2 separate regions of the Mus musculus genome follow, and region 1 is linked to region 2. Evidence: chromatin loops called from intact Hi-C (ENCODE). Cell type or tissue: gastrocnemius. All regions are shown on one strand.

Region 1 (8,000 bases), 440 kb after region 2:
TGTCATGCCATGTTGAGCCTGCTCATCTTAGAAGATCCAACAGCAGATAGTTCATGCACATGTAAAGGAACAAGTAGCATTTGACTACTAATATTAAGGAAATTTTAAAAATAAAACCTCCATTTGGGAGTTATTTTGTTTTTCTGAGAAAAATATATGTAAAAAAACTATGGTATAAACACACAGAACTTTGTAATGTTCTCAGTGGTCTTTCAAGCTTCCTTTAGTTACTCTGGCATCCTTGATTTTCCTTCCATATTATGAACAGCATGCTAGAGAAACTAGGATGGCATTTGGAGAAAAAAGTCCAGATTTACTATGAGTGGAGGCCAGGAAGAAATGTTTAATCTAGCTAGTGGGTGGGCTTTGGTTGTCATGGAAACTCATCTCTGTCATCCTGTGTTGTTACTAAGCGGGAACAGCCAGGTCATTCCATAAATCATTTCTGTCATAGTTGAGAGTGATACATTCCATCTGGTCCATCACTGCAGACCCTCATGTGCACACTTCCTGTCCCTTCAGCCTCCCCCTACTTCTCCAACAGCATTGTTTCTTCAGCTTTCCTTACAGACTCACATTCACATTAATAATGTTTAGTTTTTAAAATATACTAAAAAACAAAAACAGTAATTGGAAGAATTAGGAGAAATGAGAGAAAGAAACTTAGGGAGGATTACATGTGCGAATCTGAATGCATATCAGAATTTTATGTTAAGTATTACAAATGGTTAGAATGTGGTGTCTCTAATATAATAATAGCATCTATTTTTGATGGGAAAATACCACTGTTGTCATTAGAAGTTAATTCTAGTTCCCTAGTTGCTTTAGAAGGTCTTTCATGTGTGAAACACCAGAGGGTACAACCTTTGTTCTTCAGTTTAGGTTTTAAAGAACACGCAGAATGCTGCGTGATTAAACATGTAAGGCCAGATAATGCGTTTGCAAAGGTTCTTTTATTTTAGGTTTAAGCCTGGATAATTGTGGTCTTAATCTCAGGATAGCAAGAAAGAGAATTGTACATGAAGGTATTTACACAAAGTCCCCAAAGCCCTATGGATTGTGCACTAGTTTAGATAATAGACGTGGGTAGATAGAAGGAAAGGAAAAATCTGTGTGTCCCTGAACATTTGCCAGACAATCACCCTTTAAGACTGTGCCCATGGAGAGTTATATGCAGGAAGAAACATCTGGTTTATTTCAGGGCCTAATACCATATCAAAACATTCAGTCTTTAATTTAGAAGAGATCAAACGAGAAGACTGTTTAACTTTGTTGATTATATCAGACTTCTTTGTGATAATTTATGTTTTGATTTCTATGAGCCAGGGAGGGAAGAAGAGAGGGAGAATGTGTGCGTTTTAATCTAGATAGTTAAATGGTCAGTAGTCCCTAACAAAAGAAAAGAAAATCCAGGGAAGTTGATGTTTAGAAGTAATTCATGAAATAAGTTTCTTTGTTCCTTAGACTCAATAACATTAGCATAATAAAGATTAACTGAAATGTCCAAAAGCTTCAGTGTTTAAAACCTTGGACTCTGCCTTCCAGGGTTGGGCCTGGAGCTCTCCATTGTTTCTGTTTGTCTGAAGCTCCTTTCATTAGCCTCTGGCTTTATTGGCACCCTACTGATTGGAATAGACCATGACTGATAGGAGGAGGAGCCTCATTTGTTGCAGTAAAATGAGGAATATTACCGTTTAAGTCTGGCAGAAGGTACTGGGAGTTATTCATCATTGGCCATTTAACTATGAGTGCCTGTGGGCTGCATGTAAAATGAGCTCTGACTTTGTTCCTGCCCCAAACTCTAGCCACTACCACCTCCGTTTTTAACGTGACTTTTTTCTTCCTTAAACACCAATATTCAATAAACACTAATTTTTCTTCCTTAAACACCAGAAAATAGAGAGAAAAATCTTCATTTAGAATGGTCTTTGCCAAAAAAGTCTGATATTTAGGATTTCTAAAGAAATCACGATTTTTATGAAATAATGTGATTCAGTTGTTTTGGTGATGGAATGAGCCTGCAGAGATACAGGCTGGTGAAGTGATCTGCCATCAGAAAGGCTTCTGTGTACCGGTATTGCTCTGCCACTCTTCCTCCCACATATGTCCTCTCTTTATGAGAGTAAGAAGTATAAACTCTGCTTTCTTCCACATAAAGGAACTCTAACCAGCATTTGACATACTTAGGGATTGCTTCATTGGAAGGGCAGAGCTGAAGAATTGGCAGTCCATTCACGCCCTAGAAAGCCTGTGCCTACCTAAGTGTGAGATACACATAGCCTAGAACATTAACATTAATTCTCAGCAATCATAGAACCTCAAGACATAATTGTTCTCAAAGTTTATGCCATTTTGTAGATTTGGAGTGAAGTCTATAACAAGCTCTTTCATTTTCTTGTTTCTGTTTTTTGATCCCCATTAACTAAATACTAAGGTAAAAATCTGTTATTTAAAGAATCTTTTTACTGATAATTATTATAGCAAATTTCACATGCAGTTTATCACTTATTAAAGTCCCAACACCGGGAAAACAAACAAATGGATGCCCAGGGCTTGGCCAGCTAGAGAGTCAGGCCAGTGAGAGATCCTGTCTCAAAAATAGGGTGGACAACTCCTAGGGAACAACGCCTGAGATTGTCCTCTGGCCTCCACACACATGCATACACAGATTTAAAACAGTGTGAAAATGATGCATATTTATCCCAGAAACTGAGAATTGTGAATACTGGTGTGTAGAGAGAGAAAGGGGGGGCAAAGAAAAGGGGGAGCACAGCCAAAATAAAGAAGAGAAGAGGAAAGAAAGCAGAGTAGTGACTCAGAGTTGAGATGTGACCTACTCAGCCTGTCAAGTGATGAAGCCAGCAGCCAGTGTGAGGCAGGGGACAGTGAGAGTCGGTTCAGGAGTCATTCACCAGGGTCTGTAAACATAGGAAGGTCATAACCAGGCTTAAACTGCTAGTAACTAGAGAAGAAAAGGGGACTGAGGACTCTGAAACCTTTAAGGGAACTGGAGAGTAGGAGCGATGGGACATAGGTAAGCCTGAGGCCTAGAACTCATTCCAGTAGAAATTCCTAGCACAGGCTCTTCATTTCTACCATTGCAAGTCATTATTAGCACAGTAGTGACTAGGCAAGTCTTTGAGAGTAGGAGACACAAGCACAAAGAGGGCAGGCTGCCATGGAGGGTGATTCCCCAACGCTTTCACAGTTGATTCTCACAGTGAGGAGTAATGGCAGGCAGGCAGTGCAGACTAATCCGTGAGTGTGGTTGGTTTTGTGACTGTTTTCTCACTTATCTGCACCTCCCTCATCAATGCTGTATTATATACTTAATGAATGAGCACTAGTTGCTCATAAAAGGTACATTTGATTCCTGAAGATAAGAAACAGTGATTGACAACTATAAAGATGTTGAGACATGTTTGTAAAAGTTTTAGTGTCCTTTGAGAGAAAGCTTAATTTTCACAATATACATTTCTTGGGGCTAAAACAGACAAGTAACTTTTTAAAGGACGAAGGGGTAACTATTATGTTTTCTTTGGTTAGCTTTTTAGAAAGGAGAACTTAGAAAACTTTTTTCAAAGGTACACAAACACCCATACCCACTCCCCTCCCCTCCCATTCTCTCCAATCCTCCTCTCTACCTCACTTCCAGACGGTTTCCTGGCTGCCCTATCCGGAACTTGATTAACTCTGTAGTCCAGGCTGGCCTCAAACTCAAAGATTCATCTGCCTCTGCCTCCCAAGTTCTGGAATTAAAAGCCTGTGCTACCACTGCCCATCTTTTCAAAGACTTTTTGTTTGGTGGTTTTAAGTTTGGGGTATGCTTTTTGTTTGTGGTTTTTTGGGGGCGCAAGGGTGGGGCCTGTGTACTGGAGGAGGTGGGATCGTTTAAAACAGGGTCTCCATTGGTAGCCTTGGCTGTCCTGGAATTTGATATACAGACCATACTGGCCTTGAAATCACAGAGATCCACCTGCCTCTGCCTCCCAAGTACTAAGATTTAAGTTGTGCAGTACTTTGCCAGACTTAATGTGTAAAGGCCAGGCTTGTCAGGCCATATCTACAACTCCAGAACTTGCAGGCTAGGTCAAAAGGATCACAAATTCAAGGTCTCTCTGAGCCTATCAGGATCCTAATTACTAACATAGAACAAAACAACCTAAAAGACCCCACCTTTTTAAAAATATTTTTGTGAGATTATTGTTTTTATATTACTTCGATAATACATTCTTTAAATATGGTCTACTTTTCAGGTATTTTATCTTTATAATAGATTGTTTTATTTTGAGGTAAAGACTCACCTCAGTATGAGCAAACCTGGCACTGAATATGTAGCCCAGATTGGCCTTAAAGTTACAGTCTCACCTCTGCCTTCCAAGTACTAGTCACAGGTGTGGGGACAACTCTATGGCTTATAGCTTATAGCTTGCTGTTTAGCCCAGGCTGGCTTTGAACTTGTGATCCTTCTCCCTCTGCCTCCCAAGTGTTGGTGCTTGCAGAGGTGCAGCCATATTCAACCTCACATCTTGATTTTCTGCTGATAATTAGAAACTTTCCAACCACAATAATTTAAAAAATTAGGTATCTTTGTCTTTTAAAAAACAATAACAACAACAAAAATCAAAAAAACAAAAATAAAGAAATAGGGCTGGAGAGATGGCTCATTGGTTAAGAGCACTGATTGCTCTTCCAGAGGCCCTGAGTTCAGTTCCCAGCAACCACATGGTGGCTCACAATGGGATCTGGTGCCCTCTTCTGGTGTGTCTGAAGAGAGCGACAGTGTACTCATGAATTAAAAAAAAGAAACAAACAAAACCAAACAAAAACAACTGTGTTTGGCCACATAACAAGCCTGAGGACAGCATGTATTATTTGAGTCCCTGTCTCAAAAAGAAAAAAGGAAAAAAAATGACAATTCAAATTAAAATTGGGGGGGGGGGGATAGATACCTGTTATTCCTTTCACATTTGAAATTATGTAATTTTTTTGTCCTAGTTTAAAAACTGAAGCTCCTTAGGTCTCTAATTACAAAACAGTGTACGGTTTGATGAAAGGGTTGTCACTGTGAGCCTTGGGTAGTATGGCTGAGATCACAGAACAGCGCCATGAACAGGTTTGTGGTTTTGCTGCTATTATATTCTGATGCATATATATCTCTTATTTTCTGGTTAGATTTATTCCCCTGACCACACAAGCAGTAGTTTTCCATCAAACCCATCAACACCAGTGGGATCTCCTTCACCTCTCACAGGTGGGTTTCTCTGTTATTCATAATATGTGTAAATCTTCTACTTGGAGTCTCTGAGTCAACAAAATTTCAATTAAATCCTATTTAAATTATGAAAATATTCTGACTTTGCTATACGTTGAAGAAATATTGAATTATTTATGTGTATCTTCCTAGGTTTTTAAATAATGTGATGGTTTCCAATAACAATTGTAGCTGGATGGTGGTGACACATGCCTTTAATCCCAGGCAGAGGCAGACAGATCTCTTGAGTTCGAGGCTAATCCTGGTTCCAAGACAGCCAGGTCTACACTGATAAACCCTGACTAAAAACAAACAAAAGCCTTTGACTACTAGGCTTTTCACCTTTTTTATATGAAAACTTACCAGGGGATGATAATGCTGGGTGAGCAGCATTGGCGGGGCTGCTTAAGTGGTTCACTTTGTTTTCCTTTCTCCTGATTTTTGTTTTGTTTTGTTTTGTTTGAGACAGGGTTTCTCTGTGTGACTCTGGCTGTCCTGGAACTCAATTTGTAGGCCAGGCTGGCCTCGAACTCAGAAATCTGCCTGCCTCTGCCTCCCAAGTGCTAAGATTAAAGGCGTGCACCACCACCACCCGGCCCTTTCTCCTGATTCTTAACATTAATTTTGATAAGTTCTAGAACTATCCTATGGGATGAATTTTTTGAGATACTATAATTATAAGTGATAATATTTATTAGGATTAAGTAAAATAATGTGAAAATATCTTTCAAACAATAATCTTAAAACGTTACCCATATTTTTCTAAGCAACTTTGGAGGGGTTGGACTTGCTGGAGAAAAATGTTTTGAAAAAGAGGTGTTACTGGACAAGTGAACTGGCTCACTACATCCCTGCCTCACCAGTCAGCCTCAGCAGCAGCTCTGCGTTCCCAGTCTGGCCTCAGTTACATCCAGCCTTATGCTGGGCTTCTTAAAGTCACAGCTTTTGCTGTCACCTGTGCTTTGTGTCAGCCACATTCCAGGGTGGACATGTTGAGCTGCAGCAGCTGCTTCAGGCTAGTAGCAGTCTGTGCCACTTTTTCAGACATCATGGCTTCAGCTGTCTAGTAAATGCTAAGCAGCTGTTGCCCACATAGGCAAGATGATGAAAGACCCATTGACTTAGAGTTGTGTAACGGGGCTGAAGTTACAGAGAGAATGATGGAACTTAGCCCTGCTCACTATCTTGGCACTGTTTTACCAAAATTCTCAGCATAATTTTTGCCACAGCCCGTTTTTACACTTTGTTATATGACTTGTCTGCCTTTACTGTACTTACTAATCATGGGAGAGGAGCTGGGAGCTCAGCCTCTAAGAAGGCATGGGTGAAACTGAGAATGGTTACGTCAAGTCTGAGGCCTCCTCCATTGGTGAGGCTTAGCTGATGATACTCTTTCCTGTAACTCAGGTAACTAATCAAAATGTAGACTGCTGATTGTATGGTGGTGAGCCTCCTTTGAATTCAGCAGTCCTAGAGAACCTTTTGCACGTGATGCTGTTGAAACACCAAATTAGAGTATTTATAAAGGCACATCTCCTGCTTCTCTGTCTAGTGTGCTTGTCTCTACTTCCGTTGTTTACGAGAACACCCACACCATGAAAGAACAGAGACAGGGTGAGAGGAAAAGCTCTAGATTATAAACATTCAAAGTCAAAAGAAAAGGAAACAGCAAACCAGCACTCCTGCTGTGGAGATTGCTTTGTATCTTATATGGCCTTGATCTGTTATCTGGAATGAGTAGGTTATCCCCAGTTAGCCCTGTTTCCTGTGTTCAACCAACAGTCAGATTCACCACAGGATCTGTGAGCATAGACCCACAGGCAACAGATTCCCACAGGCAGCTTCATGGTTGTCATTCTTGAATAAATACACCTTATCTTCCTCCAGAGCTTTCCAAACAAGAAGCATGCATTTTTATGTATTTTTATGAGGGAGCCTCTGAGACACTGTACTAATGACTGGGCTGGAAGTCGTGATATAGACCAAAATGACCTTCACCTCTGCCTGCCTCTGCCTCCCAGGTGCTGGGCTTAAAGGCCTGTGAGCATTTGTTCTTAAGTCAAGAAGCCCATAGCAGGATCGCTAGAAATCTGCATATCAGAGTTCCTGCTTTGTCTTCTAGCAGATCCTTCTGACAGCTTTGAGACACCACAAACAGTATCCAGTAGACGAAAAGACCTTTTTTTTTTAACCCTGTCTTTTAAGAAATCTTTTCCAGAAACCTCTCCTATAGACTTAACCTCATGTTTCATTGGCCATCACGGGGCCTGCCTCAGTTGCCTGCATCTGCAATAGAACTGACATGTTTATCTTAGGTGTTAGGATTTATTCAGAGTTAGGATAGAATTATTCTGTGCCATTCAGACAGAACAGGCCTACCCTTCAGCCCTTGAACAGACTTAGTACTTTGGCAACAAGGTGAAAGGGAAATGGCTATGCCTGCTACAGTTCGGAAGTGGCACAACATTTATGTTAGGCGAATATGTTCGGTATGGGAGCTTGGGAGGCAGGCAAGCAGAACATTCCTTGACTTTCTTTACCTTCATATGGAATTTAGGTGGGGAATGTCTGTAATGTTAGAACCTTGTACCAGTCCTCAGAACCTCATACTAAAAGTTGAGTCTAAGTTTATGTTAGTTTAATCAAAACATTATGTTGTGTACATCGTCTATGAGCATGCCCAGTGTAAAATACTCGCCTTACTTGAGCAAGTTTCCAGTCGAGATGAGAAAATACAATGAAAATA
Region 2 (8,000 bases):
CTAGAATGACAAGAGTGCATGAGAAAGACAACAGTGGTTACATCTCTGGTATTCCCACTTTCATTGAAATAAAAATATATATTTACATACCTAATATTATTTTTGAGAACTTTTAAGCAACTGAAGCACTTAAAGGTTGTATGAGTCTTCTGTTCTTCCAGGACGTCTCCTTCATGTTTTCCGTAATAAAAGTCATTAACTAACATTATCAATTTTCCTTTCTCTGATTCAAGAGTCTTAGCTTCATTTGCTGAATTTAAATTGTCTGCTTTAGTCAATCCCAAAAAGTTATTTATCATGTCTGGACAACAATACTAAAAGAGAATGAAAAAAATGGCTTATTTATTACAAAATAACAGCAAAAACAATTATGTTTTCAACTACGGCCAAACCATGTATAACTATGCTTGATAAGATATCTGGAAGAATAGTGAAAGCCTATGGTGGATATTCTAACAAGTTTAGAAAAGTAGACTTTTTAAAAGTAGACTATTTATCTGTTTAGTGTATGTGTTCTGTATGGGTGTGAATGCCATAGTGCACTTGTGGAGGTCAGAGGACAACCTGCGGACGTCGGCTCTTTCCTTCCACCACGTGGGTTCCAGGGATTGAACTCAAGTCGTCAGGTTTGGCGGCAAGCACCTTTAACAGCTGAGCCATCTCGCCAGCCCATAAACATTATCTTAACAAAACAAAAATTTAAAAAGAGATGAAAAAAGCCTTAAGACTAGGATTTGACTATTTAAACTTTTCCCATGCAATTTACCTGCTTAGATACATGTTTAATAGTCATTTGTATCGTAACCAAAAATCATTCATTTCATTACCATGTCAACAGTACAGCAGGTGAATGTTACATCCTTTGATGTATCAGGTAAATGAAAACTTCCTAAGTTGGTTAAAACTAGATTTTTACACAGCTAAAACTGCCATGCTCTAGATTCATAGAACTAAAAAATTATTGGGACATGGAGACAAATGCAGCTAGTATATCGTGGAATCCTGAATGCTAAAAATATTTGAAGAAGACAATTACTTCTCAGTAATAAAAGTAAAGTCACAAAAGCTGATTGCGATATGAAACTTTCCATACGAGCTTTCTAAAATCAAGATATAGCTAATTTTATTTATTATACATAATGTTTAGTTGTAGAATTTTTTAAATGAGTTTTTCTTTGAGGGCAAACCTAAAAAAAAAACCTGTATTAGAAAATCTGTAATAATTCATTAAATGGTAATTCCTAGCACTGCTTCAGACCACCTAAACTGCAATTTTTACAAGTGAAGGCTTAAAACAAGAAACACAGGAAATTCTTTCATAACATAAGCGCTTTAGTGTGCTAAATCAGGATTTGTAATGGAACACAATTATTCCATGCTATGATTATAACATCCACTTCCTCTTCTGCCACATGTGACTCTTTGGATCATTATCATTCATGAAACACTCAGTATAATGTGAGGAGCTCAGCCTGTGATCTACAACATCTTCTGCAAGGTTATAATAGTACAGCTACTTCATTTCACTGTCAGTTTTATCTTTACATTGTGTGTGTTACTGTGTATGTGCTTGTACATATGCATATGCACATTTATGTAAATGCAGGTGTGTACATATGGGTATGAGCACATGTACATGCACATGTATACATATATGGAGGCCAGATGACATGCTTTAGTCAATCCCAAAAAAGTTATTTACCATGTCTGGACAACAACATTAGAAGAGAATGAACCTTAGTGTCATTCCTCAAGAACCATCCAGCTAGCTTGGATCAACAGGCATGAACCACCACATGGACCTTTTAAAATATGGGTTCTAGAGATTCAAATACTTTTGAAAGGAACTGATCGCCAGAATTATCTTTTCAATTTCTAAATCCACAAATGCAAAAACAAAAACAACCAACCAGCCAACCAAACAACAACAACAACAACAACAAAACAAAACCACATTTAAAATATATCTATGAAGTAGGAAAAATACTGAATAAAACTGATTCACAAGAGAGGAACTAACTTATATTTACAAGTTGAGGTTGCACCAATAAGTGTATTTGCTGAGAATAGTGGCTCACATCTTTAATCTCAGCACGGAGAGGCAGAGAGGCAGAGAGCAGAGCCACTTGGATCCCTATGAGTTTAAGGCCAGCCTGGTCTACACAGTAAGTTCCAGGTCAGCCATGGCTACATAGTGAAGTCTTGTCTTGAAGGAAAGAAAAGAGAAAAAAAAGTAAGTATATTAGTATCCTAATAAGATGATCTTTTCCCCTTGGGTAGAATAGAACCACAACCAAAATAAAAATAATAAATAAATAAATAAATAAATAAATAAATTAAATAAAAGAGAGGTAAGAAAAGGCTTTGTTACTTATGTTTCTGTATTTTCTTTCTTAGAGACAGAGCTGATTTGCTAAATCTGCCCTTGAACTCAGACTTTTGCCTGAGTCTTTGGATAAAAGGCCCAGCCTTATTTCTGGATTTTTCATGAGGTACATGTAACATCTATGAATTCAAAATTAAAAAAAAAAAAAATCAAGCTATTTCTAAAGACTTTTTATAAGACTAATAGAAATAATGCTACTTTTAATTTTAAGGAAATGAGGCATTGTGTGGAATAAGCTACTATACTACACTATGGAAAATCACTCAGGAGCTGTGGCTGCAATTCAGTGGTAGAGCACTGGCCCAGCAAGCAAATGGCCCTGGATTAAAGTGTTAAGAGGGAGACCAGAAGAAAGAAATTACTTAAAGTATATGTATGAAGTATGTATAATAATGGTTATTATATTAACAAAGTACTAACCTTATTTAAAACCCTCCTAAGGGGGTGGGGGGAATGACAAAAGTCTCAGGAAAATTAGAATTTAAAAATTCTTTAATTCAGTCTTCCAATTAATAATGGTCACTATTGATGGTATACCCTAAATGTTAGATCTGGCTTTCAGGAGAAGCCACTCCATGTGATTCTTGGTATGTGATTCTTTTCTGAAGCTATAAAATGACCCATGGAAGAGTAAGGTGTAAATTTCTACTTTACTATTTATAAAAGATAATGGTTTCACAAAGATGCTCATAAATTATATACATAACAAATGAGCAACTAATTACTGTTTTATTTTCTTTCATACACAAAAAAGACAGGATCAGAGTTTTAAAAGTAGCACAAAATTCTTGTTCATAATACCTCTTCAATAATATTTTAGATTTAGATCCTTAATAAAAACAGATAAAGAACAAATGGTCAATAAAAACCAAGTACAGTAAACAGAGTAAGGAATTGCTTTTGAGGAAAGTCAAAATATCCTGAAACATTCAAAATGCAAAAAGTACAACTTGAGAAACAAGGACTAAGTTTAGAATTAGGTTTTAAACAAACTTGTTTATTTATTATATGTAAGTACACTGTAGTTGGCTTCAGACACCCCAGAAGAGGGCGTCAGATCTCATTATAGATGGTTGTGAGCCACCATGTGGTTGCTGGGATTTGAACTCAGGAAGAGCAGTCAGTGCTCTTAACCGCTGAGTCATCTCACCAGCCCCCTGAATTAGGTTTTATATAAAGATAATAAGCTACACAGGGCACAACTACATAGGACTCAAAATCAACTGAAAAACTTTGTTGGGACATATAACCATTTTGGCTCTAAGGTCTGTTCTGTAATCCTTCACTTCAGTCTTAATTTTATGAGATAGCCATTTGTACCTAGTGAATATTTCAGTATTGTGGTCTGTAGTCTGTCTGACAAGTTATCAGACACCGTCTATACTTCATTCTTATCAATCTAGTTTAAGTTCCTGTAATTTAAATTCTTATTAAAAATGTATTTTTATTTCATGTGTGTGTGTTGCCTATATTTATGTATGTGCACATGTGTGTAGTAGTTCCCTGGAGGCCAGATTAGAGTGTAAGGCTACCCCTGGAACTGGAGTTACACACAGCTATGAGCAGCCATGTAAGTGGCAGGAACAAGATCCAGGTCTTCTGAAAGAGAAATCAAGTGCTTTAGCCACTTAACTATCTCTCAGGCTCCTAAATCTTTTGGGGGAGTGGAGCTGAGAATTTGCATTTTCATAAAAATGAAGTTTAACATGATGTGACTCATGTTTACATTGGGTAATGATCAAAAATCAGTAATTATTATATCCATTATCTTAAGTTTTATCCTTTATTAGTACATTCAAAAAGCCTTTCCTTTTTTTGATATACAATGTGTTCTTTTGATTATATTCATCCTATAGTGTTGTGCTCCTATAGAATATAAGGAACCTACCTCCTATCTATAATTCAGTACTAACTGTTAACCTCTCCACATCTTCCTTAACCTCCTTAGCCTCAAGTAAACTACTTCACCTTCTGAGATGTTTTTTTAGATCATGTAGTATTTGCCTTTCTGTGACTGAAAAATTGCCCCAAGACTTTGAACTTACCCTTCCTAGATTTGATGATGTATATATCCACTATGAAACAAGGAATATATAGGAGAACAAAATATATACATTCATAAAATATGAATTATGTTGCTTTTATGAAATGCTATAGTATTCTAATATTTGAATGTTACATGATAACCTTTATAATTTCCAATAAAAGTAATCATAAATAATGCTTTTTAAATATTTGTAAAAACCTTTTAGGATGGAGGTCTCCAATTTCTTCAAATACAGAAATGTTTTGGTTAATGTTTTTTAAAAAGCCAGCTGAGCAAGCCATGGGAGGCAAACCAGGAAGCAGCATTTCTTTTCATGGTCTCTGCTTTAGTTCCTGCCTCCAGGTTCCTCCCTTGAGTTCCTGCACTGATTTTACTTCATGATGGACTGACTGTAAGCTGACATAAAACATTTCTTTTCTTTCTACACCTCTTTGGTTATAATGTTTTTATCACAGGAAAAGATAGTTAATTAGGCCAAGAAGATAACACAGTATGATACAATTTGTACTTGAAATAGAGGGAAAATAAGAACATTCACATTTATCTGTAAACGCACACACACATACACGCACATACACACAACAACAATAAAACAAACCTAGAGTATATAAAGCAAACTAATATGAAGTTATTCTTTTTGAGAGCCACCTTATAAACTAGACAGGTATGAGTCGGGCCAGCCTCCTCAGTTGCGTCCCTGTGTAGGCTTGAGTCACATGATTTTATTACTTAGTCAAAAAGATGAGTAAGAATAACTAATGTACTTCTTTTTTTCTCTCTGTCTCTAATATCAAACAAATAGTGTCATAAGTCTTATCAAACATTACAAAGAAGGTGAAATCAGTTGGACAAGATAATTTTCCTGTATGATCAAAGCACAGAGTTCAGTCCTTAATGCTACACTGTGGGAGCTGGAAGTACTATAAATCAAACGCAATTCTGAATAAAGATGTGTTTATAATTTTTAAGTTATTTTTCTATCTTATTTGTCTATAGCTCTTCATAAGAATGGGTTTCCCGATGCCATCTTCACCCCCATAGATGATATATTTTGATCATACTCAACCCTCATTACCCCTTCTTGTCCCTGTTCCTACTTCCCTGCTCCCAGGAAGTCTTCCTCCTGTCTTCAGCTGTCTTTCTCCATTTTTTTTTCAATAAGTTTGACTAGGATTACTTTTACGAGTGAAGGGTTATTTACAGGAGTATGGGCAACTTGACCAGTAACTATATCACTGAAAAGAATGTCTACCTTTCTCCATCAACTGCCAGTCAGTTCGTTCTGCTTTTTTTTTTTTTTTGGTTTTTCGAGACAGGGTTTCTCTGTGTAGCCCTGGCTGTCCTGGAACTCACTCTGTAGACCAGGCTGGCCTCGAACTCAGAAATCCGCCTGCCTCTGCCTCCCGAATGCTGGGATCAAAGGCGTGCGCCACCACGCCCGGCTCATTCTGCTTTTATTTGTTTTTAAAAATGATGAATTAAAAATTGTAAGTTTCTGAAACAGCAAGGACTCTTCCTGTACTACCTCATTGCTTCTTAATCCTTTTGTACTCTATACGCAGTGCTGTTTTTATCTCCCCTGCCTCCTTCCTGTCATTGGTAGTAGGAACAAGGAGATTACAGAACATTTCTATAAAGGCACAGGAAAGCACAATAAAAGCTAATATTTGAAGAAAAGTGTTACCTAAACTTCATACTTCACACATACTTTGAAATTTTCTTCAAATCTAAATCAAAAAGCTTCCTACCTCAATAAAAACTTTACACAAATGTATGCTTATGCAAACTATTCTGGATTTATCAAAACAATTATTTTACATGAAAAGCATGAACATTTGAAGTTAATGTCTGAATACTGACAATATGTATGATTTATTTTCATTATCTAATGTGGAATACATATTTGCATATATAAGCTATAGAATTTTAAGTTATAAAAAGATTGAAATCACAGTAAAACGTTTTACAAATAGGAATATGATTTAATCAATATTATTGTGTTTAAAATCAGAATACAATAAACATATATTGTAAATATATGAACTAAGGAATTTTACGTAGAGTGATTTTGAATATAAATTTTTACCTAAGGTCTATGGATATACCTAGTATGAGAAGATTTCATTCCTAACTTACTTATTTACTATATATCAGTCATTACTATTTTTAAGGATTTTCAAGCTTTCAAAATTAGATTTTGGAAAAGATTTACCGTCATGTGATTTTTTAGAGGATCCAAAAGATTGAAGTGAATATCACACTTGGGACATGCTCTTGGAAAAGTTGTTCCATTTTTAGATTGACTTGATGAACAATTTGCACCTAAAATAAATTCAGATCAACTATGAAATAAAATGCATCATTTTCAGGGTTTTTTGCTTGTTGCTTTTTACAAATTATTTTTAATTATTTATTACTAGGTGCACACACATGTATGCAAAATATAACATTTGTATTGGTGCCCATGGGTGCCAGAGGAGAATGTCAGGTCCCCTGAGCTGGACTTAGCTGTTGGTTGAGAGCCACTCTCTGTGGGTGCTAGGAATCAAACACAGGTTCTCTGAAAAAGTTTTAAGTGTTCTTAGCCAATAATCCATCTCTCCAGCCCCCAAATTTAGCACTTTTTAACTTAAATAACCACTATTAGTTTCTTAATTTGTAACCATTTGCAAAACTTATCTTTAAATACTACAGAATTTCTTTTTTGTAGGCTAGTGTTTTTACCTTGCGATGGCACCACTTGGAGAGATATCACTGATGGGGACTTTTCTGAAGAGATTACAGAAGAGGCATCTATTCCAGAAGTATTTTCACTGGGTTTAGGCTTTTTTGGGTTAACACTGCTTATGTCAGAACCAGAAGGACGTTTTGATAAAAATGAAGTTTCATTCAAACCTAAAATGGTTTAAACAGTGGGGGAAAGATTTTAGAAATATTATAAAAATACTACTCATAAACAGTTAAGTCTAAATATGTGGGAACTAAAATATATGACATAATTGAACTATGCTATGTCAATGATAGAAATCATTGCTGGGCGTGGTGGCACACACCATTAGTCCCAGTGTTTATGAGGCAGAGACAGGCAGAAAGATCTGTGAATCTGAGGCCAACCTGGTCTATCTAACCAGTTCCAAGCCAGCAAGGCAAAGCTACATAGTAAGACCCTGTCTCAAACAAAACTAAGGAACTAAATGTTAAAAATTTAGAGAGTATAAGGAAATAGCATAAACACTATTAGGGACTGCATTTATTTAATCAATTTGTGAAATTATCTTTCTATGCAAGAAATTCTCAGTGTGGCTTGAAAAAAACAACAACAAAATTGAAGATATTCTGAAGTCCTAAAACCAATTATCTTCAGATGCTGAAGTATATTCTAGTTTTAATACATATATGCACACATGCACAATAATCTGTTCCAAACACGTATAAATCCTTTAAATTTCTTTCTTTTTTTCCCCTTCAAGACAGTTTCTCAGTGCAGCTCTGAGTGTCCTGGAACTCATTCTATAGACCAGGATGGCCATGAACTCCAGAGATATGCCTGCCTCTCTACCTCTTGAG

The links. A loop is a pair of places that touch in the nucleus more often than their neighbours do. Peaks named below come from ENCODE experiments on the same cell type or tissue, not always from the same donor. Only the 100,000 strongest peaks of a DNase experiment are listed, where the experiment ranks them.
Region 1: a loop joins it to region 2, with 2.0 times the contacts of the local background. A loop is called at or near these places in 2 of 42 quality-filtered maps.

The regions. Positions count from the first base shown.
Region 1 is chr9:71,873,243-71,881,242 of GRCm38, reverse strand. It overlaps Tcf12 (transcription factor 12), which reads left to right. Exons shown (of 21, transcript NM_011544.3): 13 at 5,176-5,254. Among named protein-coding and RNA genes, the nearest start is that of Cgnl1, 110 kb to the right of the region's middle. In gastrocnemius, a CTCF peak has its summit at 4,760 (motif pointing left); no DNase peak of the experiment used is centred here.
Region 2 is chr9:72,311,406-72,319,405 of GRCm38, reverse strand. Zfp280d (zinc finger protein 280D) reads right to left here. Exons shown (of 22, transcript NM_146224.5): 8 at 7,158-7,328; 9 at 6,646-6,755; 10 at 91-314. Among named protein-coding and RNA genes, the nearest start is that of Zfp280d, 41 kb to the right of the region's middle. In gastrocnemius, no CTCF peak of the experiment used is centred here; no DNase peak of the experiment used is centred here.